4 separate regions of the Homo sapiens genome follow, and all the other regions are linked to region 1. The links are chromatin contacts, found by Hi-C or POLR2A ChIA-PET in ENCODE. All regions are on one chromosome and are shown on one strand. Each heading gives the region's core, a stretch centred on a gene start or an enhancer-like site at or near the end of the contact. The rest is flanking DNA. Distances are from core to core; before and after follow the strand shown. Region 1 holds the start of TIMM21 (translocase of inner mitochondrial membrane 21). Region 2 holds the start of ZNF236 (zinc finger protein 236). Region 3 overlaps MBP (myelin basic protein). Region 4 overlaps MBP (myelin basic protein).

Region 1 (6,255 bases), core at 852-3,351:
TTATATCAATCCAGGAAGTTCACTCAACTTACAAAGGATAAAAGATTCATCATATAAAAATCATTCTGCTTCCCCCTAATAGAGCACTATGTAAAGACTAATTTTAGTAATAGCAGCAAATTGATTAAAAGTTCAAGTTTCCTATTTAAATTCCTGCTTTTTCTCCTACATAAAAGAATTTTTGCAGGCATTGTCACCATTCTATTTGTGACAAGGCTTGTGGTATGTCTAGCATTATAGGTATTCAATTAAGAACTATTATCACAGCACTAAGCAACAGGGCTGGGCTTCTGAAAACAGGTAAGTGGAAGTAATGGAGACCTAGAGAGGACACAGGACATAGTTCTGGAGATTCAGGGGGAAAAAACAAGTAGTTCAACTAGTATGTAATAGACTCCCTTTGTGTGCTTAAACATAGACCATTGGTTTATTAGAAGGCAAAATATGCATGACTTTCCCTATTTATAAATCAAGGAGTCTTACAAGCAGAAAGATAATCCTCAAGAATGTAAACCATTCTTGGCATTATCCCTCCATCTGTAAACTAACTGCAGTGATGGGTACACAGCTAGGGAACAGCTCACGATATAATGAGAGGGATTTCATAAGGTACCATTATGCATGCTGATACTTCTGATGCACTGGCTCATTTTACTTCTTCACGCTGAAGATGCTTCTGGAAAGCAGATGAGCAAGACCTGGCAATGTAGATGGCAACTTAGCCTTGACGTTGGAGGTGCAGAAAGTGCTGCCCCCCACCCGCCAGACCAACCTGCCTGCCCGAGGTATCTGCTTGGGGGATGAGGGTGTCAACTGATAAGGTTTTGATGAACAGACTCTACTTCCCTAAGTTGTAAGGTCATGAAAAACACGAAGGGAGATTCTTGGTTACAGAAGAGCGAAAATACGAAGGCAGGGGCGGAGCACACGTGAATTTAGGGCACGCATCCCGGAGAAACGACCTCTTGGACCTGCACCTGTCCTGGCAGGTGCGCGCATCCCCGGCCACAGGCGCCGCAAGAAAAAATATTTCCCCGAGAGGCTACTCTATTTGTGTCATAACTTAGGGTACCCCACGTTGCAGGGTAGAAAGGATTTCCTCCGGTCGTTCTTCCATACCCTTCTCACGTTGAAGACGGCCACGGGCCTTGCGCCAAGCTGGACGAATAAAATACACGGTGAAGAGAGCGGGGCCGCGCAGTGACGGGCTTCCCGCCAGGGGACCCCACCCGCAGGCCCTACAGTCACCTGCACCCAAAGGCCCTGGCGCGCCCCCGGGCCGCGCCACCGCCCCTGCTGGGCCCGCGCAGCGTCTGGAGGCCGAGCCAGTGCTGCTGCAAGATCCGACCGCGTCCAGTCGCCATAGAGACAAGGAGTTCACCACAGGACCGCGCCAGGGCTGAAACGAAGAGTGCACGCACCGCCCCCACGCCCGCACGTCGCCACACCCCTTATGCGCATGCGCGCGTGAGCAAAAGTAACGGTATGCCCACCCTTGCGCAGACGGCACCGCGCCAGACACCCGCTCACAGAGCGGGCTTCTAGAAACTTCCGGGCCTCGGCTTCCTTACCCACCCCTAACATTCTGCCGCCTAGGGCGCCAAGCCAAGTTCGCGGCTTAACCATTTAGGAAACCGGTGCCTGCTTTGCAGCGGCCTCGTTCATCCCCACTTGCTGACTCTTTATTGTCCAGTTTTTCTGAAAACACAGTAAAACGCAAAAACTAAATCATTTGCCCACGCGGAATTGGCAAGACCACAGTCCAAGGGGGTATTTCCCACTGTGCACAGTCCTCTCTATAAGGATCAGGAAAACACGTAGATTGTAACTGCTAATTTGGCTTTTGCAAGTCCCGCCTGAACCACGTAGGGTGGGTGGTACCAATTCCCCCACCAACACCCCACTTTCCGCCGCTCCAGGGACGCGCAGCGTCTGCGCCGACGCTGGGCGCGGAGGCGTCTGGGGGCGCGGGAAGGACCTGCGCCGTGCTCTGGCCGCCTTGAATTGTGGGAGATGTAGTCTCTTTTGCGCGCCTCTTTGCCGTATCCCAGTTAAGAGCGAGGTTTTCAAACTACTATTCCCAGGAAGACGGGGGTTTCCCAGGTGACTTTGCGAAGGCATGGCGGGGACACTGTGAATGTCAGCCCAGAAGGTGATCAGAGCCTGTTAATTAAAATGGAAAGAAGACAGAAGGGAAGGTAGACATCAGGTTCTCCCTGGAGACTTTTCGTTTTCATTTACGCTGCGGAAACTGACGTTTTTGCCTAACACCCCATGTAATGTAAACGTATAGGCTTGAGTACGTGTCCGGCCGCATGTGTAGTGAACCCTAAAGCTTTCCTAATTGTAGTTAGCATCGTCCCTAAGCGGAACGATTTTCCGTGAACATGATTTGTACTTTTCTACGAGCCGTACAGTATACGGAGAAGCTGCACAGGTCCTCGGCAAAGCGATTGCTTTTGCCATACATCGTGCTTAACAAAGCGTGCTTGAAGACTGAGCCCAGTTTGAGATGTGGGCTTCAATATCAAAAGAAAACGCTGCGACCTAGATGTATTCTTGGAGTCACCCAGAAAACCATCTGGACGCAGGGACCGAGCCCCCGAAAAGCAAAGGAGGATGGCAGCAAACAAGTGTCTGTGCACAGGAGTCAGAGAGGGGGAACCGCCGTCCCAACATCACAAAAAGGTAAAAAGGAGTACTTTAATGATTGGGCTTTCAACAGACATGACAAGAGCTGCCAATGCCCTTTTATACCAAGTTCACTGCTAAAGGTGAAAAAGCAATTCACATGAATTTTTAAAAACCGTTTAAACATAATTTAGAACTAGAACATATAGATCTACAGTTTTCTTCACAGATTGGAACTCAGATGTGAAAGTTGATCTTGAATTTGATATAACTTTTTTTCATTATGTTTGGGAAATTTTTCTCAAGTTATATTGGCTCTGTTACATATAATAAAGAGTAATTGGATAGGATAAAAAGAGAGAGAGAGAGATTATTGACTCATAACTGGTAGGGAAAACTTTCACATGTTACCTGCAGTAATAGAAAAACATAAAATAGGGAGGATGGAATGTAAGTTGTCAGGGAAAGTCAGAGATGTATTCACAGATATTTTAAGATTTTTTTTTAATGTCTTCATTTCGCATGTGATTTGTAGGAAAAAAAAAGACAAAGCAATTTAGACCGCCATGATTATACCACACGAAGATGACTATTTTTAACATTTTGCACTTTCATACACATACCTTTTAATAATTTTTAACCCAAAAAATTGGATCATACCAATTGTTTTAGAGTCTGCTGACTATGCCAAAAACCTAGCTTTTCATTCATACTAGTTCAGCACGAAGGAACAACCTGTATGCAGAGGTGAAAGGCATAGAAGTGGCAAACAGCATGTGCATCAGGTCATCTGGCTCAGGCAACAGTGCTCATGCTTGCACTGCACACCAGGCCTGCTTAGGGACCCCTTCCCTCATCTGCACCCCATTCAGACGTGACAGTCCTTGTGGCTGAGTGAATTGATGGGAGCAACATTCCCAAATATGGAATATGCTGCGTCCAGAATTCAAACAGGCCTATGAAGCATTGTGGTAGGAGGTATAGGGTACAATTGTCTTTTACTTGGGAGGGCATGTCTTGGCACGCCCCAGTGTAGCCCCACGAGGTCGGCTCATGTGTTGATGAGCCTCTGCATCTTTGTTGGACCCACCTCTCACACTTGCAGCTTCTCTGACCAAGCCTTCTAACACACTTGCCACTTGTTACTTATGGGCTCTAACATGATGGCATAAATATAGTAGACAAATGTGATATTCTCCTGAATGTCCAGAACAGCATTATTCAAATAAAACTTTCTGCATAGAAATGTCCTATATCTGTGCTGTCCATTTGGGTAGTTCCTGGCCACTTGTAGCTATTTTGAGCACTTGAAATGTTGCTAAAACTTGTGACTGAAGAACTGAATTGATTTAATTTTAATTAATTTAAAATTGAACTGAAATAGCCATGAGTGGCAAGTGGCTACTGTATTAGACAGCCCAGGTCCAGAAGGTTTCAGTCCCTTAAGACTGTTATGATAGAGGGTGAGAGAATTAGCAAATCCTGGGCAGGATCATAAACATACACTGTTATTATCTGTTTCATGTTACTACAGACTACTGCTGCTGCTTCTGAATAGAAGGCGTTCTTCAAAGCAATGGCCAATACCATGAGATTGTGTTAATGCATTCCCCTGTAAAGTTACCATTTGTGGTATTACATGTGTACCCCGGCTGCCACTTGGTTGAGTTTGCAGTTAACCACTGTCATTCTCCAGCACCTATTTGTGTTTTGTAAAGGAAGACTGGTAAATTACAAGGGACCGTGATGGGGATCGCCATGCCTGTATCTAAGGTCTCTAAGAATACTCTGCCATTCCCCATAGATGTGATATCATTTTTAATTTCCTATCTTGGTCACCGAAAGGGCAGCTTCAGGGGCTTCCATTTGACTTTTCCCACTGCGATGGCTCTTAACCCACTTCCAAAGGAACTAAAGTGGGAGTTATTGTTGCCAGTTACTCAGTACATCCCCTTGATTTATACATTTGGAAATCACAGAAATTATTGCCAGGTAAGTCCCTGGACCCACCTGTGAGCTTCTTACATCCGGTGATGGAGGGCGGTCAGGGGGTCATCATGACTCTTTGGGTCCTTGGGTATCACTGTCAGCACAGACTATGTCCAAGTTGATAACTGTAGGTCCTTTTGGTGAAGGACGGGGGGAGTCAGTTACATACGCTTTCCTTCAGTAAATGCGTTCCAGGTCTGAAAACTGGTTCAGGTCCAGAAACTGGGGCAATGTTCAGGACTTTGCATTAGAGCAGCTGCCTTCAGCCTCAGGAATCATCTGTAGTTAATTTCTCATGACTGTGTAATTCAGAAGTAGCCTTGTCCGCTGCCCTTGTGTCTTCCCTTTGGAAACACTGTGTTCTAGTCATCAACTCTGTTGCTTTCTGTAGGTCAGACACTCCCGACTGCCACTCCAGCCTTGCCATTAGTTATGATGGTTGCACCCACCTTGGCTTCTGTTTAACACCCCAGCCTGGTCTCTGCTTCATAATTCTTTCATCTCCATTTCTGTCAGGGCATCCTGCTCTATAAAGATGTAACTGTGGCTTCCTTGTGGCTTTGGTACACAGTGTCCTCCTGTCCCTCCTAAGAACATAGTCAGCTGGTGGGTTTTCGGGCTTTATATCTTATATCTATGGTAGCATCCCCATTCTTGGAGGCTGTTGAGCCTTTCGTCCAGTTTGCCATGGCTGTTCTGTCACTTTTACTTAATGTGGACCATCACTGTCTCGAAGTTTCCAGGAGCAGACCTAGCCAGCTGCATATCAGTTCCCAGGGTGCTTGCCTGGTTGCTAAATTCATCACAGGAGCGTGCCCCATGCTGATCAACTCTCAGCTGGTTTTGTGTTCTGTGCCCTTGACACACCACCCTTAAGAAGCAGTGGTGTCTATGTTCCCCCCCCCCCCGGGGGGACCTCCAGCTCCTTCCGAGTATTGTTCTTCTCACCCTTCTCATGCCCAGTCGTGTTGTAACTTGGCCAGGAGGGGAGGTGGAGAGCCCTCCTGAGAGCAGCACGTATCTTGCTAGGCAGAAACCCCCACCCACCCCTCGCCCAGTTTCCAAGGTGGAGGAAGTGCCAACCTTTACCAGACACTGAGCTGCTGCTTCAGGGCTAGAGGGGTCAGGAGAATTGGGATTCAAGATTTTTTACAACATTGACCTCAAGGGCCCCCTACCCAGCTTTAGGTTGCCTTTCCTCCCAAATCAGGACCCTGACCTTGGTGTGGGAGGTCTCATGGGCTTGAAATGCCAAACTCCCTGAATCCCTTCCGCCCCAGACCTCACCCACGCATTTTCTATCCTCTGGGTGCAATTTGAGTCTTGTTCTGCCGGGGAGGAGGCTCCTGCCCTTGGCACTCACCTTCACTGGTGATTAGTTACACACTTCATCTCACCATCCCTCTCCATGGCCCCAGCCACAGCCGTCTGATATAAGTCCTTAAAATTGCTGATTCCTCCTAAACTCCCAGAATAACACATCAGCCAGTACATTCCCTTCCGCCAGCATTCCATCCCAGGTCCCCATTGGTGAGAGCTGCATCAGCTGCACTACAGCTCTATGACAGGTGCTGTCAGTACCCCCCTACCACCAGGGACAGGGTCCTCATTGCCAGCCAGTGGCCGGCAAGCCAG
Region 2 (6,766 bases), core at 3,119-5,618, 2.7 Mb after region 1:
TAGATCAGAATAAACCAGAACGAACGATAAAGGAACAAAAAGATAAAAACCTCATATAGAATAATTTTTTTTTAAAAGTGTAAGATGATCCAACATGTGTGTGTTTTTTTTTTTTTTGAGACGGAGTCTCGGCTTGTTGCCCAGGCTGGAGTGCAAAGGTATGATCTGGGCTCACTGCAAGCTCCGCCTCCTGGGTTTGAGCGATTCTCCTGCCTCAGCCTCCGGAGTAGCTGGGACTACAGGCATGCGCCACAATGCCTGGCTAATTTTTGTATTTGTAGTAGAAACAGGGTCTCACCACGCTGGCCAGGCTCGTCTCGAACTCCTGACCTCATGATTTGCCTGCCTCGGCCTCCCAAAGTGTAGGGATTACAGGTGTGAGCCACAGTGCCCGGCCTCCAACACATGTTTAATTAAACTCTAGTAGGTTAGAAGAGAGATATTTGGGCAGAAGCAGTATTTGAATATATAATAGCCAAGAATTTTCCAAAATTGAAGACATACAACAATCCAGACACTCAGTAAGTCTAATCAATTCCCAATAAGACGAATAAAAAGGCATATACATCCAGATAAACTATAGTAAAATTGAAGAAAATTGAAGACAGAGAAACACTTAAACGCAGTCAGAGGAAAATATTTATTTCAAAAAACAGCAGAAAATATGGATGCACATAACAGTGGAGTTACATCATTAATGTGTTGAAAGAAACGAGCTGACAACCTAGAATTCCATACTCAGAAAAAATATTTTTTAAGAATAAAAATTAAATACAAATATTTTCAGACAAACACAACTGAGATGATCAGCAGACCTCCTCTAAAGGAAATAATAGTAGGGGTACTTCAGGTGGAAGGGAAATGACCCTAGAAAGTCACAGAAGGATAAAACACAATGATAGTGGCATATATGTGGGCCATCAAAATGAACATCAACAGTACTGTGTCTTGTGAAGTTTTAAATACAGAAATAACTAAAATATCCAATAAACTGTTTTAGCATTGTCTGGGAAGAGGAAAAAATACTAATTTACATTAGACATTGATAAGTCAAGAACGCATGTTATAATCTCAAGTGTACCACTAAAAGCTATTTATATGTATAAATCAGCTATATATATGCAAATATACATAGCTTTATACATAAATATATGTAATATAGTGTATATATAAAATACTCATATATATAAAAATATATATAAAGCTTTTTTGAGACAGTCTCACTCTGTCACCCAGGCTGGAGTTCAGTGATACAATCTCAGCTCACAGCAACCTCCCAGGCTCAAGTGATCCTCTCCCCTCAGCCTCCTGAGTAGCTGGGACCACAGACACACGTCACCATACCTGGCCGTTTTTTTGTATTTTTGATAGAGATGGGGTTTTGCCATGTCGCCCAGGCTGGTCATGAACTCCTGAGCTCAAGCAACCCACCCACCCTGGCCTCCCAAAGTGCCGGGATTACAGGTGTGATCCACCTCGCTGGAATGCAGTGACGCTGTCTCTGCCTACTGCACTCGCTGCCTCCTGGGCTCGAGTGATCCTCCCACCTCAGCACCCCAAGTAGCTGGGACTATAGGTGCTCACCACTATGCCCAGCTAATTTTTTGTAGAGATGGGGTTTCACCATTTAATTTAATTTAAAAATTACTGATAATTTTTAAACATCAGTAATCCAAAAGAAAGCAAGAAAGGCGTAAAGAACATAAAACATATGAGTCAAATGGAAAGTGTGAAAAGACATCTTTACATGTAAAAATATCAGTACTTTGCATAAATGTACCAAATGATCTAGCTCTTAAATTTTGCTGTACATCGTCAAATTACCTGCAGATCTTAAAAAACAACAATAACGAAACACCAATGCATGGTTCCCATTCCTGTCAGATTTATGGATGTGAGGTATGAACAGGGCATTGGGACTTTTAAAAGCTTTCCAGATCATTCTAAAGTGCAGCAAATTTGGGAGCCACCACTCTCATTCAAGATAAAGATTATCAAATTGGATTTAAAAAAAAATACTTGGCCAGGTCCGGTGGCTCATGCCTGTAATCTCAGCACTTTGGGAAGCCAGGTAAACTCAGGAGATTGACACTAGCCTGGGCAAAATGGTGAAACCCCATGTCCACAAAAAATTAGCTAGGCATAGTGGTGAGCACCTACAGTCCCAGCTACTTGGGGTGCTGAGGTGGGAGGATCACTTGAGCCGGGGAGGCAGAGAGTGCAGTAGGCAGAGACAGCGTCACCGCATTCCAGCCGGGGCAACAGAGCCTGACCCTGTCTTAAAAACAAACAAACAAACAAACATCATACACACACACTTCTTTTTTTGAGACGGAGTCTCGCTCTGTCGCCCAGGCTGGAGTGCAGTGGCGGGATCTCGGCTCACTGCAAGCTCCGCCTCCCGGGTTCACGCCATTCTCCTGCCTCAGCCTCCCGAGTAGCTGGGAATACAGACGCCCGCCACCACGCCCGGCCAAGTTTTTTTTTTTTTTTTTTTTGTATTTTTAGTAGGGATGGGGTTTCACCGTGTTAGCCAGGATGGTCTCAATCTCCTGACCTCGTAATCCGCCCGCCTCGGCCTCTCAAAGTGCTGGCATTACAGGCGTGAGCCACCGCGCCCGGCCACACACACACTTCTTAAACTCACTTAACTCTAAAGGTACACACAGGAAAGAAAGCTGGTGGTGTTATTTACATATGAGGCAAAGTTGACAATAGCAAGCATTATTAGAAATAAAGAGGAACATTTCACAATTGGAAATATTCAAAAGAGCTGGAATACATTTGTCTTATTTAAGGCATAGAGAGAAGACTCGCATGGCTGTAGACAAAACTGATTGGAGGATGACCAGGTACTAGGCTGTATCTGTAATCTAGGTGAGAGAGCATGGCTCAGGGGTAATATACGTGGGAATGGCTTGGATTTGGTTTATATATTGGAGCTAGATCTTTGATGAGATTGAGTGAAGGCTGCAGTGGGAAAGGGTAAGCAAGAATGACTCCTAGACACCGCTCAGCAATAAAAAGCACTTAAAATATTTATCAATATATAGATGAATTCCAACATAATTATGCTCAATGAACAGCCCCCACTTCCCTAAAGATTACGTGCGATACAATTCCATTTATATAAAACACCAAGAAAAACAGGTTGGGCACAGTGGCTCACATCTGCAATCCCAACACTTTGGGAGGCTGAGGCAGAGGGTCAATTGAAGCTAGGAGTTCCAGAGCAGGCTGGGCAACACAGAGAGACCCCATATGTTTAAAAAAAAACAAAAAGCTAGACATGGCGGTCCTCACCTGCAGTCTCAGCTACTCGGGAGGCTGAAGCAGTTGGATTGCTTAAGGGCAGGAGTTTGAGGCTACAGTGGGTCCCGATCGTGTCACTGCACTCCCGCCTGGGTGACAGAGCAAGCGAGACCCAGTCTGTATAAAAAGATATTTAAAAACTCCAGGAAATTCAAACTATAGTGACAAAAAGCAGATGGGTGGGAGGGGGAGGAGGGAAGGAGGGAGAGAGGAAAGGGTTACAGAGAGACGGGAGGAACATCTTCACTGTTGATTGTGATGATGGTTTCACAGTGTATACATGTGTCAAGATGTATCAAACTGCACACTTTAATTTGCGCCACTGCACTCCAGCCCAGGTGACAGAGTAAGGTCGCTTTCCCCGGGCTCGGCCGGCCTCTCCACCCGGCGCTCGGGTGCTGCGCTGCCTGTTCCTGTTGCCACTTCGTGTAAGTTAGCGCAGGCAACAACACACAAGACCAGCACACGTGAAATGGTCCATTTTAATGCACTGCCCCCAGGGAAAGGAACATTACCGGCTTCTGGCCATGTCGTCTTCCCAGTCCCAGATGGCGGTTCCGGGTTTGGGCTCCGAGGCCCTTCGCAGCACTAGGGCGGCGCGAGTAGGGCCGCCCTCCGAGCCATGCTGCGGTCCGAGGTGACGCGCGCACGCGAGTTCGCGGACACGCACGAGACGCCCGGGCCACGGAGGCGCGGGGCTGGCCCAGGGTCCCCGCCAGGCCGAGCTCTAGGGCTGCCGGCCCGGCCCGGTGACCCCCGCGCTCCCCTCCGTCCGCTAAGGCCCCGCGGCGCCGCGCATGCGCCCCGCCGCCGCCCCCGCCCCCACCGCGCCCGCGCCCGCGCCCAACGCCCCCACCGCGGCCCGCGGGCCATGGAACCTGCCAAGGCCGGCGCGGTTCGAGCGCTCCGGTGCGCGCGTTCAGGCGCCTTTCCCCCGTGAGCCCGGCGGCGCTCGGACCGGGCCGCCCGCCGCCGGGCAGCTCCGCCCGCCTCTAGCGCCGGCTGGGCGCGCCCCCGCCCCGGTGCCCGCGCGTGCGCGCCCCCGCCGCCGCGTGTGAGTGTGAGTGTGAGTGTGAGTGGGTGTGGGTGCGAGCCGGGCCGCCGACGATGCCGCGGGGCCGCCCCCCGAAGCCCAGGGAGAGCAAGGCGCGCGGCGACTCCGGTAAGGCCCGCGGCCGCGCCCTCGCGCCCCGCCGGCGGCCGGTGCGGGGCCCGCGCCCTGCCAGTCCCCGGATGCGGCGCGGGGGGCGCCGGGAGCGGCGGGGCGGGGGCGGGGGCCGCGCAGACCCGGGCCGCCGCCGCCGCCGACTGGCCGGGCGGGCCGCAGCGCGGGCGGAATGATACGGGCGAGTCGCCGCCCGGCCCCTCCGCGCGCTGGGCCTACTTTCCTGGGCCGGGCGGCGGCTGAGGCGGGAGGCGGGAGGCGGGTGAGGGAGCAGGCGGCCGCCTCCTGCGCGCGCCCTGCCCCCGCTGGCCCTGCCGCGGCCCGCGCTGAACTTGAGGGAAAGTGGCCGCCCCGTGTTCCGTCCCGGGGCCGGAGGGCCGCGGGGCGCGCTGGGGAGGCGGCCTGGCCAGAGCCCGGGCCTGCGGATACCGCGCCCCGGGCTCCTCCCGGACGGCGCCCCCGCCCGACCCTGCGCGGCGCCGGCTGCCCCGGGGACGTTGGGCTCGGCCCACAGGGAGGCCGTGGAGCGCGGGGTCGTGCACACAGTAGGCGCCAGCGTTGTCCGGGAAGCGCAGGGTCGTGCACACAGTGTGCTCCAGTGTTATCTGGGGCGCGCTGTGGGGCGTGCATACAGTAGGCGCCATTGTGATCCGGGAACTTGAACCCTGAGCCTCTGCAGACGCTGTGGGTAGTGCATACAGTAGGCGCCATTGTGATCCGGGGGGCTGGAACCCTGGGCATCTGGAGAGCGCTGTGGGTCGTGCAAACAGTAGGCACCATTGTGATCCGGGTAGCTTGAACCTGGAGCTTCTGGAGAGCGCTGTGGGTCGTGCATACAGTAGGCATCAGTGTTATGTGGGGAGCGCTAGATCGTGCACACAGTAGGCGTCAGGAAGTGTTTTCCCCAGTAATTTATTCTCCATGGTACTTTGCTAAAGTCATGAAATAACTCAGATTTTGTTTTCCAAGGAAGGAGAAAGGCCCAGAATTTAAGAGCAGGCAGACACACAACCGGGCACCCCCAGACCCTGGCCCTTCCAGCAGTCAGGAATTGACTTGCCTTCCAAAGCCCCAGCCCGGAGCTTGAGGAACGGACTTTCCTGCGCAGGGGGATCGGGGCGCACTCGCCGGTGCCGCGGTTCCCAGGTCGAGGGCAGTGGGGTAGGGGGCGCCGCGCTTTTTCTCGCGGGCGCCGTGGTTCCCGTGCGGCCTTGGACGCGAGTCTCCCCCTGCAGGCCTGGTCCCTGGTCCTGGTCACCCGTGCAACTGGAGCGGCGCTCCGCGTTTGGAAAGGGTTTTGAAGGGGGTTCTAAGGGGGAGTGGGCGCCTAGGACTCCCTATGGGAGTCGGTGGGTTATACCTTGACTGCCGTTGATTTTTATTTAACTGTTTAGCTTAGTGACTCAAGTGTTCCCCTTTTCTTGGGGATGAGTAAACTGAGGCTCATTAAAGAGCTTGTGACCAAACAACACAGGTGCCCCAGAGAAAGGTCGGGCCTGGAAACTACAAAGGATTGTGTTAATTTTGTGTTTAGGAAGAAAGAGGTAATGGGTAGGAATCAATGTAAACTTATTCATAGGCCACACCAAACCAGGAATTCTTGTCGTGATTGCACTTGGTAGAGTTAACACACGTGCACATTACGGAAACGTTGGTGACCAACAGGCGTTTCAGCGAGCTTTCGCACACCTCATGGGCCTTTGTGGGCTGCTGGAGAGATGTTGGCTGCACCATGACCCAGGTATGCAGATTTGTAGTTGGATAACAGCAGTGCTCAGAATTTTGATTAATGGTTGATGGTGTCTGGCCTTTAAGGAAGTCTTTGTTGCCTCTCCCGCTTTTGAGTTTTGGCCTTGACCTTATTTCGTTAGTTTAATTGTTTTGTTAGTATGCCATCTGCCAAAAATAATGTAAGGTGCAGTGTCTCAGTTACTTGGAAGAAGGCTTAGGATAGAGAAAGAATGTAAAATTTCCACGGCCACAGGCGGGGCACCCATTCCCCCAGTATCCCCATCTCACCGATGGTATCCCTGTCCACCTGGTGTTTCACCCTCAGGCCTCAAGAATTATTCTATTTCTTTTATCCCCCAACACACTTCCTAATTTAGTGTTGCAGCTTCTACCTCGGGAATGTATTTCCAGTGGGCCCTCCTCTTTCCATCTCCAGAGATACCCTCTGACCCAGCCTCCCTCTCCGGGCTGGAGAGCTGCAGGAGCCCCCTTCCTGGGCCCTGCTAGTCCTGGGCTCCTGTAAATAAATCTGTCACTTGTCAGCGTGGATGAACTTGT
Region 3 (7,006 bases), core at 1,495-3,994, 2.9 Mb after region 1:
TCAGCACAGTTAGGACTCGGAACTACTCATTAGGGTAATCCCAGAAAAACATGTCACAAAACTAACAATTTTCTTTGGAAAATAAGGCACATTATAGAATCTAAACTTAACCAGGATCACCAAGGGAGGATTGCTATTTTAATTCGGGGAGAGTGCAGGTCTTATATTTGCCAATTTCTAGACTGAGGTCAAGAGACAGGTAATGGAACCATCCCTGTGGAGGGATTATCCCCGGGCCATCCTCCCGAGAGCTGCACCCCCCTGCCCCGGCCTCTCCAGGGAGGGCTGACTGCAGACCCACGTGCCCGCCATGGGCCTCCTTATCTCCCAGCCCCAGCAGCTGAAGGACAGTCACCTGCTCTAACAGTGGAAGATGCATTTTCATGGCTAATCCCAAACCAACCCTCAAACCCTCTCATCTGTCTTGTGATGTGTCTCAACATCTTACGTGTTCAGGAGATGCGCTCATGCTGTGTGAGTCACTTTCCAGGTCATAAAGCAACACAGCCACATGGCAAACGGCATCTTCCGAGGGGCTGAAAGCTGCTTTTTGTCTACCTTCCTACCTCCACTTTCAACCGCCACGTTCCCTCCCTGTCATTCTACCACCCGCTCTCCCAGGTTTCTTGCTGTCTGATTACCCAATTCCCAGGAATGAAGGAAGTTTTTAATATTCTGAAGCTGCTCTTCAGCCCTTCCCGTAAGTCCTCCTGTGACAACTTCTGGAGAAGGGAGTAGAAAGAAGGTTCATGTCAAAAACTGCTCATCAGCTCCAGCTCCAGCAGAAGATCCCATAAAGTTGTTTACTGCTCTCACTATCTTTGCGTTCAGCCAGAATCAGGAAATTCGAAGCCGTCTTCCCATGAGGATATGGCTGGAGCCTGGAGAACTCATTTCTCTGGAAGTTGTCACATGAGGACTTGAGCTGTGGACTGAAGAGCAACTCCAGAGTTGGAGAGAGCAGATCCGCAGAGTGGGGGCACATTCCTGACAGGTGAGTTCCATCCCGTGCCCTGTGCTGGGGCTCTGCTCCTCTCTCCTGTCTTGGCTGGCAGGGGCTGCCCCTGGGGTCGGGTGGACTCCACCAATGAGGATGCCCCAATCCTGTGCTCTGGTCCCTGCCTGTGACCCAGTGGAGCTGGGAGCCCCAGGCGGGCTCAGCACTGGGACTCCAGGAGCCTGGCTGTGCCCTGGGCACTCCTGCCCAGCACCCTCCCAAGACTGTGGCTCCATGAGCCCAGGGATGAGTCAGGCGCTCAGCCATCACTGAGCCCAGCAGGAGAGGAGACTTGAAAGCAGGAGTGTCCCACAGGAGGGCACATCATCCCCAGCCCTGACAAACGACCAACCCTTTGAGTCCCCAGCCTCAAGGCTGCAGAGTTGGCAGAAAGAAGGAGACGGTTCCAACGTGCTCAGAGTGGCTGGTAAAGGGTCTTTCGGACCAGGGGTAGCAGGCCTAGGACTATTTCTCTGAGAAGAGGACATCACCCAAGAGCAGCCACCTGGTACACTAAGGTTGGAGGGACGCTGAGCTCTTAACCCTGATGGGCAGATGGCAGTGCCCAGGCAGGCAGTGGCACCTGGCGGGCACTGGGCAGTACCACCCATGGCCACGGCCACTGTGGGGGAGCAGGGCTTAGGGCAAAGCTCAAACATGTAGGTTTGGAGATAAATAGAACAAGTCAGTTTCTCACCAGGACATACAATGTTTAGGGAGAATTATGGAATCTCTCAAAGGTAAATTCTCTCACTTTGCATTTCCTTACTGGGTAATGAGATTGCGCATATTTTCATGTGCTAATTGGCTATCTGTATCTCTTCAGAGGTAAGCAGGAAGAAGAATAATAAATATTATAATAGCACACACACAGTTTATTTGCTTGCTGATATTTCAGTTCTGCAATATTATTCTTATTCCTATAAATAATAAATATTATTCCTATTCCTTCATTTAGGAATATTAAAAACTTCCTTGATTTCTTTATCTCTCAAAGGTAAATTCTCTCTCTCGCTTTCTCTAGTTCTCTTTTTAAGAAGCAAATATTCCTTCCACACTCAGAATAAATTCAGGTTCTGTGTGGGTTGGTTGTATATACAATTTAGTTTAAATTCATATGTCACTGTTCTTCAATTAAATCTCAGAATAGGGGAGGAGAAGCACCTTACAGCAACCGGTACTGCAACTCTCTCCGGGATTGAACGGTTCTTCACCAACTAGAGTGCAAGAAGCGAGAATCAAGTCTACTAGTATTTTATGTGGATGGAAAAAAACGCATGTTTTTTAAACCTAAATCTGGTGATAAACTGTATTTGAAATCCTTTAAGAACTGAAGTATCAGCCCAGGAATAAACTGTGTGTGTGCTGTCATAAAAATAGTTCTTATAACCTTGCAAACTTATTGGTCAGCATTTTTTGTTTCTTTAAAAAAAAATCATAGTTTTATTCTTGCTCTAGACTGGATTTCCATAAGTAATAAAAGATGCTAGTAAAACACGGAAAGCTTTTAGGAGCAGAGGACAGAATATGAAGGAAAATGAAAATAAGAATTGCACAAACAGGCTCATTTCAAAGGCATCCCCTTTCTCTGCAGAATCAGAACAGGATGCGGACGGTAAGGCTTGAGGGCAGCCCGGAGGCTGTCCCAGCCACACTGGGCTCCTCACCTGGGGCCCTGCTGGCATCTGGGGTGGATGATTGTTTGTTGTGAGGCAGAGGCTGCCCTGCGTGGCGGGGTGTTTGGCCTCCACCCACTAGATGCTGGTAGCATACCCTGCGTTGACAACCAGACCGTCTGCAGGCATTGGCAGATGTCCCGTAGGGGCAAATCACACCTCATTAACGGCCCTTGGTCTAGACACAGGAGTACTAGAGAGGAAGTGAAAGCTGCCAATCCATTTCCTAGTATACTTGGTGGCATCACAGTTTTCATAAACACACTTTTTATATTTTATTTATTATTTATTTTTTTTATGATGAAGTCTCACTCTCTCACCCAGGCTGGAGTGCAGTGGTACAATCTCAGCTCACTGCAACCTCTGCCTCCTGGGTTCGAGCAATTCTCCTGCCTCAGCCTCCCGAGTAGCTGGATTACAGGTGCTCGCCACCACGCCCAGCTAACTGTTGTATTTTTAGTAGAGACAGGGTTTCACCATGTTGGCCAGGCTGGTCTCGAACTCCTGACCTCAAGTGATTCACCCGCCTCAACCTCCCAAAGTGCTGGGACTACAGGCGTGAGTCACTGCCCCCAGCCAAGACACTTTTTTTTAATCAAAACTCTACTTTTAACAAACTGTAGAAATGATCCCTGAAAGTATAGTCTTAAAACTCAACTTTTAAAACAATAATTTGAAAGAAGGGACAACACTCAGGAGTAGAGACTGACTGGAGGTGGGAAGTTACCTCAGTCCTTAAAACAAGTGCCTCCTGGGCGGCAGCTCTTAGAGATGACACGGAAGCATGAACAATGGAAGAAACCACAGATCAGTGAGACTATTAACATGGAGAACCTTTGACACTGTCGAGAAAGGGACAGACAACCCGGAGAAGTGGTGAAAATATTTGCAAATCACATCTGACAAAGATCATGTATCCAGAATATGTAAAGAATTCCTACAACTCAACAACAAAAAGACAAAAACCCAAGTTCGAAAGATGGGGAAAAAATTTGAATAGACATTTCTTTAAAAAAGATACACAAATGACCAGTTAGCACATGAAAAAATGCTCAACGTTATTACGCAGTAAGGAAATGCAAATCAAACCACCATGAGATACCACCTATAGGATGGCTAGAATCAAAAAGACTAATGGCAGCTGCTGGTGAGGATGTGGTGAAGTTGGAATTCATGTACATTGCTAGTGGGAAGTAAGTGGACTCTGTGGAAGGAAGTTTGGCAGTTCCTCAAAAACTGAAACATAAAGTTACCACATGACCCACAACTCCACTCCTAAGAATACACCCAAGAGAAATAAAAACAGATGTCCACACAGAGCTTATACAGGGATTTTCATAGCAGCATATATATATATATATATACACACACACACACACACACACACACGTATATATATATGCACACACATATATACACACACACACACACACACACATATATATATATATATTTTTTTTTTTTTGAGACGGAGTCTCGCTCTGTCGCACAGGCTGGAGTGCAGTGGCATGATCTTGGCTCACTGCAAGCTCTGCCTCCCGGGTTCACGCCATTCTCCTGCCTCAGCCTCCCAAGTAGCTGGGACTACAGGTGCCCGCCACAACGCCTGGCTAATTTTTTTGTATTTTTAGTAGAGACGGGGTTTCACTGTGTTAGCCGGGATGGTTTCGATCTCCTGACCTTGTGATCCGCCCGCCTCGGCCTCCCAAAGTGCTGGGATTACAGGCGTGAGCCACTGCGCCCGGCCCATAGCAGCATATTTTATAATAGCCGCAAGGTAGAAACTACCTAAATGTCCATCAACTAGTCAATGAATAAATAAAATATGAGATAGTCCTACAGTGGGATATTATTCAGCAATAAAAAGGAATGAAGGACTGGTACGTGCTACACCATGGATGAGCCTTGAAAGCATTACACTACGTGAAAGAAGCCACTCGCAAAAACCCGCCTTTTCATGTAAGATTCCATAAGTATGAAAAGTCCAGAACAGGCACATTATAGACACTGAGAGTACATTAGTTGTTATCTTGGGTTGGGGAATAGGATGAGGTCGGGTGGGGTTGGGCAGTGGCTGCTCATAGGTATGGAGTTTCTTTCAGGGCTGACAAAAATGTATTAAAATCAGATTGTGGTGATGGTTGCACAATCCTGTGAATGTACTGAAAGCATGGACATGTACACACCAGTGCGCACCCAATAGCCAGGACCCAGTGAGATGCTGACTGGGCATGCGGCTCAGGGAAGAACCATGAAGGACGAAGAATCCTTCCTCCCTGCAGCAGCTGGACCAGGTGGTCTAGGGGACGCCATGTGGCTCAGAAGGATGAGGAATCCTTCCTCCCTGCAGCAGCAGCTGGACCAGGTGGTCTGGGGGACGCCATGTGGCTCAGAAGGATGAAGAATCCTTCCTCCCTGCAGCAGCTGGCTGTCATAGGTGGTCTAGGGAATGCCATGTGGTTCAGTGCCAGGATCCCAGACTGGTTTTGAAATGTGGGGAATTAACATTTAAGGAGACTAACTATTCTCTTTAACTAATTGCTAGTCTGGCTATTCTGCTTCGGGATAGAGTATTTTTTTTTTTTCTTGAGACACAGTCTTGTTCCGTCACCCAGGCTAGAGTGAAGTGGCACAATCTTAGCTCACTGCAACTCCACCTCCTGGATTTGAACGATTCTCATGCCTCAGCCCCCCGAGTAGCTGGGACCACCATGCCCTGCTAAGATTTTTTTTCCTATTTTTAGTAAAAACAGGGTTTTGCCACGTTGGCCAGGCTGGTCTTGAACTCCTGACCTCAAGTGATCTGCCCGCCTTGGCCTCCCAATGTGCTGGGCTTACAGACGTGAGCCATCATGCCCCACCTAGAGTGGTTATTTGAATGGGTTTATGAGTAAAGGTTCAGTAAATACTTCCTGATCAACCCTGAGGACCCAGAGGAAAATTACAACGACGTCCAGGACCCTTTTCTTTGACCTTTTCTTTCGACAAAGTTTTGACAAATTTTGATAGTATCAGAGGAAAACACAGGAAGCACTTTTGATAACATGAGTATATCAGAATTCAGGATTTGTTTTTAAAGAAACTACACAGGAGAAATAAAAACGTGTCCACATAAAAAGTTGCACTTGAGTTTTTGTTTATAGCAGTGTTATTCATGATAGCCAAAAAAGTATAAACACAAACATCTACCAACAGATGAATGGGTTAACAAAATGTGGTATATCTATACAATGGAATATTACTTAGCTATATTTTAATATAATAGATAAAAAAGAATAAAGCACTGATATATGCTGTAACATGGATGAATCCTGAAAACATCATGTTACATGAAAGAATCTGGACACTAAAGATCATGGAAATCATTCCACTCAGACGTAATATCTGAAAGAGCGAACCCTACAGACAAGAAGTGAGCCGGTGATTGCTGAGGGCTGTAGGAGGGATGGGAGGGATTGCTAGAAGGCACAGGTTTCTTTTGGAGGTGAAGTCAATGTTGTAAAATGGACTGTTGGGATAGTTGCACGTATCCAGTAAACAAGACTGCATTGTACACCTTAAGTGGGTGAATTGTATGTCATTTGAATTACATCTCAATAAAGCTGTTTTTTTTTTTAAAAAACCCATAAACGCTCAGTTTATGGGTAGTTAAAAATGAAACATTGTAGCATTATTGAAAGGGCATTTGGAACCACATGTTGGAGGGAACTCAGGAAGCCATTTTCCCACAGACAACATTACTTAGATTAGTAAATGGCCCTTTCAGTTTAAAGCCACACTCTTTGTGAGATCATTTTGTAGTGTAATTAAGATGGCAGTGTGTAAATAATGAGTACTGTGAAGCTTGTCAGAATCAAAATGGAGTCACTTAGGTTAAAATGCTGAAAAATGAAGCCAGGGAAGGCCACGAAGGGAGGATTTTCATGCATAAATAAATGCCTGATGACAAGAGCTGCTACAAAAGACTGCGAAAACCACAACCCTGCAAAAAGACCATCACAACACCGCCCCCCCCGCCACACCACACCACACACACACACACACACACACACACACACACACACACACTTCCGTGAGGACAGTTGCCCAGCAACTGCCTGTCCGGCCTCCAGCTGGCACCGCCCTTGCTATTGATCCTTGTAGCCAAGGATCATTATGTCAGAACAATGTATAATCCTCCTTATTTTTCCTTAAAAAAGCTTTGTCTTCTCTCACCTCCCGGAATGCACACATAGCTTACCATGGCACATGTATTCCCATTGCAATGCAATTCCTAGATAAACATGGTTTTTTAGAGTCTTTCTGTTTGTTATCTAGGTTGACAATACAAAGA
Region 4 (6,487 bases), core at 3,915-6,414, 2.9 Mb after region 1:
CCGCTCTGGCTTCGACTCTCAGGACCCACCTGGGACCCCTGCTCCACGCTGCGGGGAGGCCAAACCTGGAGAACCCAGGGCACCAGTTCAGGCTGACAGCCCGGCCGGACCCAGCCAACGCCCCGCACAGCTCGCCAGCCACGGGAGGGAGCGGCCTCCGGCAGACCCCAGCCCCAGGCACGACCCCAGGCCCGGGCACGACCCCAGCCCCCACCGGCTGATGCGACGCCCACAGGGGACGAGCTGTTCCAGCACCACCCCCGCCCCCGCGTGCAGAATCCTGAGCAACAGAAACAGCACTTTAAGAAACGAAATCGTGGACGCACTTGGAACACGGCCGCAGTGACTGGAATGGTGCCCAGAGCCATTTTAATCTGGAACAGACTGGGGACCAAGTCTCAAGCTCCAGGCCTGTGGGGTCAAGCAGCTTATTCCGTGGAGGGAGGAAAGTCGCAGGGGACCTGGAGGCCCTGGAGATGGGGGCTCCTCGGCCGGCCGACTGCAGCCTGGAGAAGGCCACTGCCAGGCCTTTAGTTTCCAGAGACGCTGCAGTTCAACATTTTCCGGGGAAAGTTTACCGTTTCCAAATGTCATCAAAATTAAAAGAAAACACCTCCACCATATGGACATAACGAGACCTGCCTGAGGGCCACCACATCCAGCCCTAGCCCACCAACTTACAACCCCCTGAGGCTGCCCCAAGATGGAAGCGTGCTGGGGAAATAGGCATATTCAGCCACGGGAAGGGCAGTTCGCCAGCACGAGTTCGGGGAAAATAATTTAGCCGTCTCACTTACTTTGACTGAAGCCTATTAAAACAATTAAAAGAAAGAAAAAACCCTACTGAAATCAAAGTGCCAACTGTAGCATGGTTTCTAGTAGCAAACTTGAGACAACCAAAATGAAAAGCAATAGAGGAATGATATTACTGTTCAATCATATGGAATATTAAGGAGCTATTTTAAAAGGATAATACAGGATCGCTAAACAGCCTAGAAAAATGTTGTTGGTTGAAAGATCAGAATTCAAAATGGAAAATGGGACAGTTATGTCAGGTAGTTGAATTATTTTTTAGTTCATCAATTAATCCCATTAATTAATTTTAATTATTAATTCAATTTGCTGCTTTATTAATTATAATGAATTTAAATTATAATAATTTAATTTTATAAAGTAGTCACTAATTATTTATAATTAATTTAATTCTAATGATAATAATTTAACCTTAATTACATTATTAAAATTAAAATTAATTAATTTTTATCTAATTAATCAAATTTGACATATGTGTAACACTATAAATAAATATATTTTTGCTTAAAAAATCAGGGGAATATTATTACAAGTAAAAATACACCAAGATGCAAAAGCAGACATGGATCTTGAGAAGCCATTTGGTATGTCCACTTCAGTGCTAAGTGCTTCCACCTGGTGGCCAATTCAAATAAAAATAGGGGCCAGCACAGATAAGAGATGCACCGCCTTCAAGAGGCTTGCATTTGTGGAAGAAAAAACACACCAAGTATGCAAATGCAATAACCAAAAGGCCAATGTGAAGGACATGAAATAAGGCAGTGGGATAAAGAAGTGTGGCATGGGAGACAGGCGGGCTTCTTGGTTAGATATGACAGGAACAGCCTCTTAGAAAAGTGATGTAAAGTAAAAATAAAGGCCCTAGCCCTCCAGGCAAGACGGAATAGACTCTTTGTGGCAATAAGATAGCAAATTATGGGCTGGGCGTGGTGGCTCATGCCTGTAATCCAGCACTTTGGGAGGCTGAGGCCCTCGTTCCATGTCCTTCTATGTTAAACCATCCCCCAAATGGTGTGAAGTCCCCAGAATGGCTGGCCCCGCCATTTCTCTATTTTGTTTTCTCTAACCTCCTGCCCTCTCTCTTCCACCTCCAGTATATGGCACGGCACATTGGAGGTGCTCAAAAATGATTTAATAAATGAATGGAGAAAGCACATAGGCAGGACATCCTAGTACCAATGATGAATGAGTGTTTATGGCAGATGTGACCCAGGTCCTCAGAGGCACATGAAAAATGCTAATGAACGGCAGCACTCATTATTCACTGTATGAACGTGGCTTCAAGCAGTAGAGATGTTAAAGCATCCTGTAATGGAGTATAACTGTTTTCTCTCTCTCTCCTTTTTTTTTTTTTTTTTTTTATGAGGCGGAGTTTTGCTCTTGTTGCCCAGGCTGGAGTGCAGTGGTGTGATCTCAGCTCACTGCAACCTCTGCCTCCTGGGTTCAAGGAATTCTGCCTCAGCCTTCCAAGTAGCCAGGATTACAGGTGTGCACTACTACATCCAGCTAATTTTGTATTTTTTGGTAGAGATGTGGTTTCCCCGTGTTGGTCAGGCTGGTCTCGAACTCCTGGCCTCAGGTGATCCACCTGCCTCAGCCTCCCAAAGTGCTGGGATTATAGGCATGAGCCATCATACCCGGCCAAATTGTTCTCTCAATGGGCCCTTGCAACAATTCTTGAGGGTCAATAGGAAACCCTGTTTTCTGGAGGAGGAAACAGGCACAGAGAGATGAAGTCGCACCCCCAGTTGCATTGAGAGTTGATGGCAGAGCCAATGGTCACACCTGCCTGTTTCCCAGGTGGAGTCTGTCTTCTCTTGAGGCTGCCGCTGACCCTCAATGGAACACAGGCACGCAGTGCCTCAGCAACCAGCCGCTCAGAACTCCTCCTGGGCCTTTCTCAGAGCCTGGGACCTGGAACTTTGTGCTATGAAATGCCTATCAAAGTCCTGGCTCTGGGAAGGGACCCCAAGTTCTTGTAATTCTGTCTGTGGATCATAGCAGGTCCTCTGATGGCTAGACACAGGGATCATAGGCTCTTGGCTTGCAATGCGGAAGATTCATGTTGCACCACTGGCCCTTACTGAATTCTATTACAATAAATAACTATACAAAACTAATCTCCACATGTGCTATAAAAATACCTTGAGGTCGTTGACTACCATGTGACTCTTTGTCTGTGATAAAAATTTAAGCAGGAAAAATTCTTAGTATTTGTTAAACAAAGCTCTGTATGCTTCAAAAAATGTCTGCAGTCTTCTCTCTGAAAATACTAGCCAATGTTTACTGAGTACTGTGAGGAGATGGGAGAGTCCCACACGTGCACATGTGTTGTTTCTTACTCACAGGTCATTTTATGATTACCCCTACTTACGTATGGGGAAACCAAGACACAAACAGAGGAGTTCATTGCTAAAAGCACACAGCTAAAAGGTGGTAGGGCTCTACCACCTGCTGTGTAAAATGAGAGACTTCAGGCTGGCCGGGGTCCCCTTCCACTTGGGCAGCTGGGCAGCTCAGAGTGAAACGGGCGGCTCCCTGCAGCCATTGTCACATGGTTGATGTGTTTGTGGTCTTCCTTCACTTCATCTAGACTTCTCAATTTTATTTACATTTTACTGTTTCCTGGTGTTTTTTCCTACTGTCAGCTAACTCAAGCTTTATAAAATAAAGAAGAGTGAAAACACGCACACACCAATATATGTACTTAAATGTTTCTGGGATGAATACTTTTTAAATAAACATTAAACACAGATATTTCTATCTCCATTGTCTGAGCAATGAAGTTGTGAATGTTTTCCTCATGACTCTTCATGGGGGTTTGCCCTTACATGCTGTGCACACAGGACTTGGCCCTGTGAAGTGGACGCAGTGAACACAGACGCGGGCTGGTGACGTTTTCACGGTAGGACATCCATCCTCTGTGGCACATGTGGAGTGAACTAGCTTACACATGACACGGAGTCCACATCCCTCCAGCCCTGTCTTTGAGATGCCTGTCCTGGCTGAGAGGAACCACAGTCAGTCACCGGGGCAGTAGTGCCCTCTTTTGGCCACTCCTCTCCTCCCTTAGTATAATTTAGGGAGACCTAAGACTTCGCTCACCTCAACTGAATTGCCTGCCTTTAGTTTAGCCCCACGATTAGTCAACTCTGGCGGGAGAAGAGGTGGAGACTGACTCCTGCCTTCCTTCCCGCCTGGTTTCTAAGGAGGAGGACAGTGTGTGCACTACCTGTGGGTGTGTGGGTCAGAAAACGCTTAGCAGCAACTGGTCTACTGAAAAATGGCCTGCTTCCCCAAAGCTTGGACAACGCCCAGTTCTCTAGGTTGTCGTGCCTTAGAGTGTTTTCTTCCTCCTTTTGTAACTAGGCAAAACAGTCTTAAGCATAACCAGAAAGCTGTCGAAAAAAAAAAAACAAATCACAGAAGATATTTGAAAGTGTGCTCTAACGAGTTATTTACTTAGATTGAAAACAATCCTTTGGTGAGATTTTTACCAGAACATGAAGGGCAAATAAAACTTCAAAGTGGATTGCTAAGAGAATGACTGGCTTTGGCCTTCACAGAGACGAGGAGGAAGGCTGCGTGGTTTTAGTTGTCTGTTTGTGGTTTTGAGCACTCAATGTGTGAACCATAGCAATAGCACCTGTGCCAGAGTCAGCACCTGGCACAAACTTCTCAATGCGCCAATCAGTCTTAACTCGGGGACTCTCTTATCAGCTGAAATACAACACTATTGCCTTTCGACGTTCACAGAGATCTTAGGTATGCGTGTCCTGCAGAGTGGTTAGCTAAGGATGATGGCTTTCTGCCCATTTCTCACATTCCTCGCTCATTCTTCTGATGCGTGGATGAAACGGCTGCCAAGAACCTAGAGATGACCATCACACGATCACGGTGACTTGTGCTCACGGGACATCAGGAATGGTTTCCCAACGTACTGATGGGATTTACTATCATGTCAAGGAAAGACCTTTTCCTAAAGTAGGTGGGAGCTGCTGCTCTCATTTAGAGTCACTTTATACATTACAATTTTAAAAGAAATTGCATATATGCCTCCAAGGTTATACAGCCAAGACTAATAGCCAAGATTATTTTAGTTTCTTTTCCTTCAGCACTCTGCGCCTTTAGAGTAGAGTTCTGTGTGCCCCAGGAAAGGGTCAGGCATGGGAAATTATTAAGGTCAATAGCAAAAGCCCCACAGTTCAACAGGCCCTTCCAGGTCGGCATCACTTGGGATTGTTGCTGCTAAATAATGCGTGCAGAGGCCTCCTGGGCCAGCCTCCCCTAGGGTGGATGAAATGAGGATGCCTGGACCACAAGCTCCTCCCACTTCCCCCTTGGTTTTGACTCAACCTGAATCAGGCATCAGCTGCAAAGGCCTGAAGGTGACTCTTGAGAACTGCTTCCTCGGCACACTCACGGGCAGAAAGGCTTGGAATGTGGGAGCTAAGTTCATTCGGCAGATATGCGAGCCTTGCTCCGGTGTCCAAGGACCTGGGAACACCTCAGTAAACACAACAGGCAGAAGTATTGCTCTTCCTATCAAAACACAACCCACGTTTGTGAAATGATGGAAATATTCTGCATTTCCATCATTTCCAGTAGTTTTCACATTCAATCCTAGGTAATAACTCTCTAAACTCAGTATCTCTTGGAAAAGATTAAGGAGGGCTGCGTTTGGAAGGGCTTCAGGAATGATATCATCTTGATAGCGTAAGGAAAGGGCTAAGTATAGAAGACCTTTTTATGTTATATTGTATCCATGCTGTATATATACCTATACATATGTGTGTGTGTGTGTGTGTGTGTGTGTATGTGTGTATTTGATGGTAACAGAACCGCTGCCATCGTTACGAATAATCTCAAAAGCAATTAGCTAGGGGAATAATGATAAAGATGATGTTTGCTTAAAAAAACAGTAGGCTTAGCCAAAATCATTCTAGAACTCACTTTTATTTATGTGTAAAACCTAAATTTGGACATTTGTCTTCGTGCTTTTCTATTACGTCTTTATATATGTAGCTGAAATGTATGAGTAAAGAGATCATCTAAATGAATTTTTATTCTAGAGTTTTATAGGCAGATTTATTCTTAAAACCATCAAGGCTGGGACATCCCATTCAAACTCATAGATTGTCTATTCTACGAAACCCTAAGTGTTCTCCAGAGTGCACGCTGCTGCTCCTAGTCATGGACGCGGCTGCCTTCAACTCCTTCCTCTTCTTCCTCTGCCACTGAGGATGGAAACCCCAGTACCTGAAGGCGGTGAGTTATGCTCAGACATGCCTCCAAGAAAATTCCTATAAAGAGCATAATAAAGTATGCAGAAATCAGCAGAGCACTGAGTCCCTTTTGCACTTGCCTATCTCCTTTCTAGTAAAGGAGTCCTCATTGCTTTCAGTCTCTGGGCCTTTGAGTTATGTTGATTTTCATGGACGCTTAAGATATTGAAACAGTCGGTAGCACTAAATCTGTTTTATGTGTGTTTGCTCAAGAAGGATGGAATTGTAGAAAAGAAAGGACTTTTGAAAAAGAGCAAGTTAATCACGAACAAAAAAAATCGGCATAAATTATCTTGTCTAACAGCTGAAATATAAAGAAAGGCCTTTCCATAAATAAGCAAAGATCATGCTAGGGAATGTGGCCAGGAAGCCTGTTTGCCTTGAATGTT

The links. A loop is a pair of places that touch in the nucleus more often than their neighbours do. ChIA-PET counts read pairs that join two places held with the same protein, here RNA polymerase II (POLR2A). Pooled maps may share reads with other maps.
Region 2: a map of naive thymus-derived CD4-positive, alpha-beta T cell shows a loop between it and region 1 (26-fold over the local background). The contact joins the promoter of ZNF236 here to the promoter of TIMM21 in region 1. A Hi-C loop is called at or near these places in 3 of 168 maps with a recorded cell type or tissue (aorta and naive thymus-derived CD4-positive, alpha-beta T cell), 3 of 37 single-sample maps with no recorded cell type and 16 of 50 pooled maps. POLR2A ChIA-PET finds 5 or more read pairs at or near these places in 1 of 52 experiments (HEK293).
Region 3: a pooled map shows a loop between it and region 1 (6-fold over the local background). The contact joins the enhancer-like site here to the promoter of TIMM21 in region 1. A Hi-C loop is called at or near these places in 3 of 50 pooled maps.
Region 4: a map of CD8-positive, alpha-beta T cell shows a loop between it and region 1 (10-fold over the local background). The contact joins the enhancer-like site here to the promoter of TIMM21 in region 1. A Hi-C loop is called at or near these places in 3 of 168 maps with a recorded cell type or tissue (CD4-positive, alpha-beta memory T cell, CD8-positive, alpha-beta T cell and ascending aorta), 2 of 37 single-sample maps with no recorded cell type and 12 of 50 pooled maps.

Annotation. Positions count from the first base shown.
Region 1 is chr18:74,146,422-74,152,676 of GRCh38, forward strand. TIMM21 (translocase of inner mitochondrial membrane 21) reads left to right here and starts at 2,102. Exons shown (of 6, transcript NM_014177.3): 1 at 2,102-2,688. The coding sequence starts at 2,388. FBXO15 (F-box protein 15) reads right to left here and starts at 1,413. Exons shown (of 10, transcript NM_001142958.2): 1 at 1,249-1,413. The coding sequence starts at 1,364. RefSeq lists a silencer at 1,143-1,292 and enhancers at 1,983-2,102, 2,133-2,182, 2,263-2,352, 4,096-5,295.
Region 2 is chr18:76,818,189-76,824,954 of GRCh38, forward strand. It overlaps ZNF236 (zinc finger protein 236), which reads left to right and starts at 4,369. Exons shown (of 31, transcript NM_001306089.2): 1 at 4,369-4,474. The coding sequence starts at 4,420. It overlaps ZNF236-DT (ZNF236 divergent transcript), which reads right to left and starts at 4,107. Exons shown (of 3, transcript NR_040024.1): 1 at 3,828-4,107. RefSeq lists silencers at 2,174-2,253, 3,951-4,140, 4,261-5,000 and enhancers at 3,651-3,730, 3,771-3,880.
Region 3 is chr18:77,077,732-77,084,737 of GRCh38, forward strand. The region is part of intron 2 of MBP (myelin basic protein); the gene reads right to left. Among named protein-coding and RNA genes, the nearest start is that of MBP, 52 kb to the right of the region's middle. RefSeq lists an enhancer at 2,525-2,574. Within about 2 kb of position 2,745, at least 10 of the 41 ENCODE cell types and tissues checked have a DNase peak (open chromatin) inside an H3K27ac peak, as active enhancers do.
Region 4 is chr18:77,058,295-77,064,781 of GRCh38, forward strand. All of the region lies in intron 3 of MBP (myelin basic protein), which reads right to left. Among named protein-coding and RNA genes, the nearest start is that of MBP, 71 kb to the right of the region's middle. RefSeq lists enhancers at 296-929, 4,920-5,009, 6,425-6,487. Within about 2 kb of position 5,165, at least 20 of the 41 ENCODE cell types and tissues checked have a DNase peak (open chromatin) inside an H3K27ac peak, as active enhancers do; they include CD8-positive, alpha-beta T cell, where a contact is called at or near this core.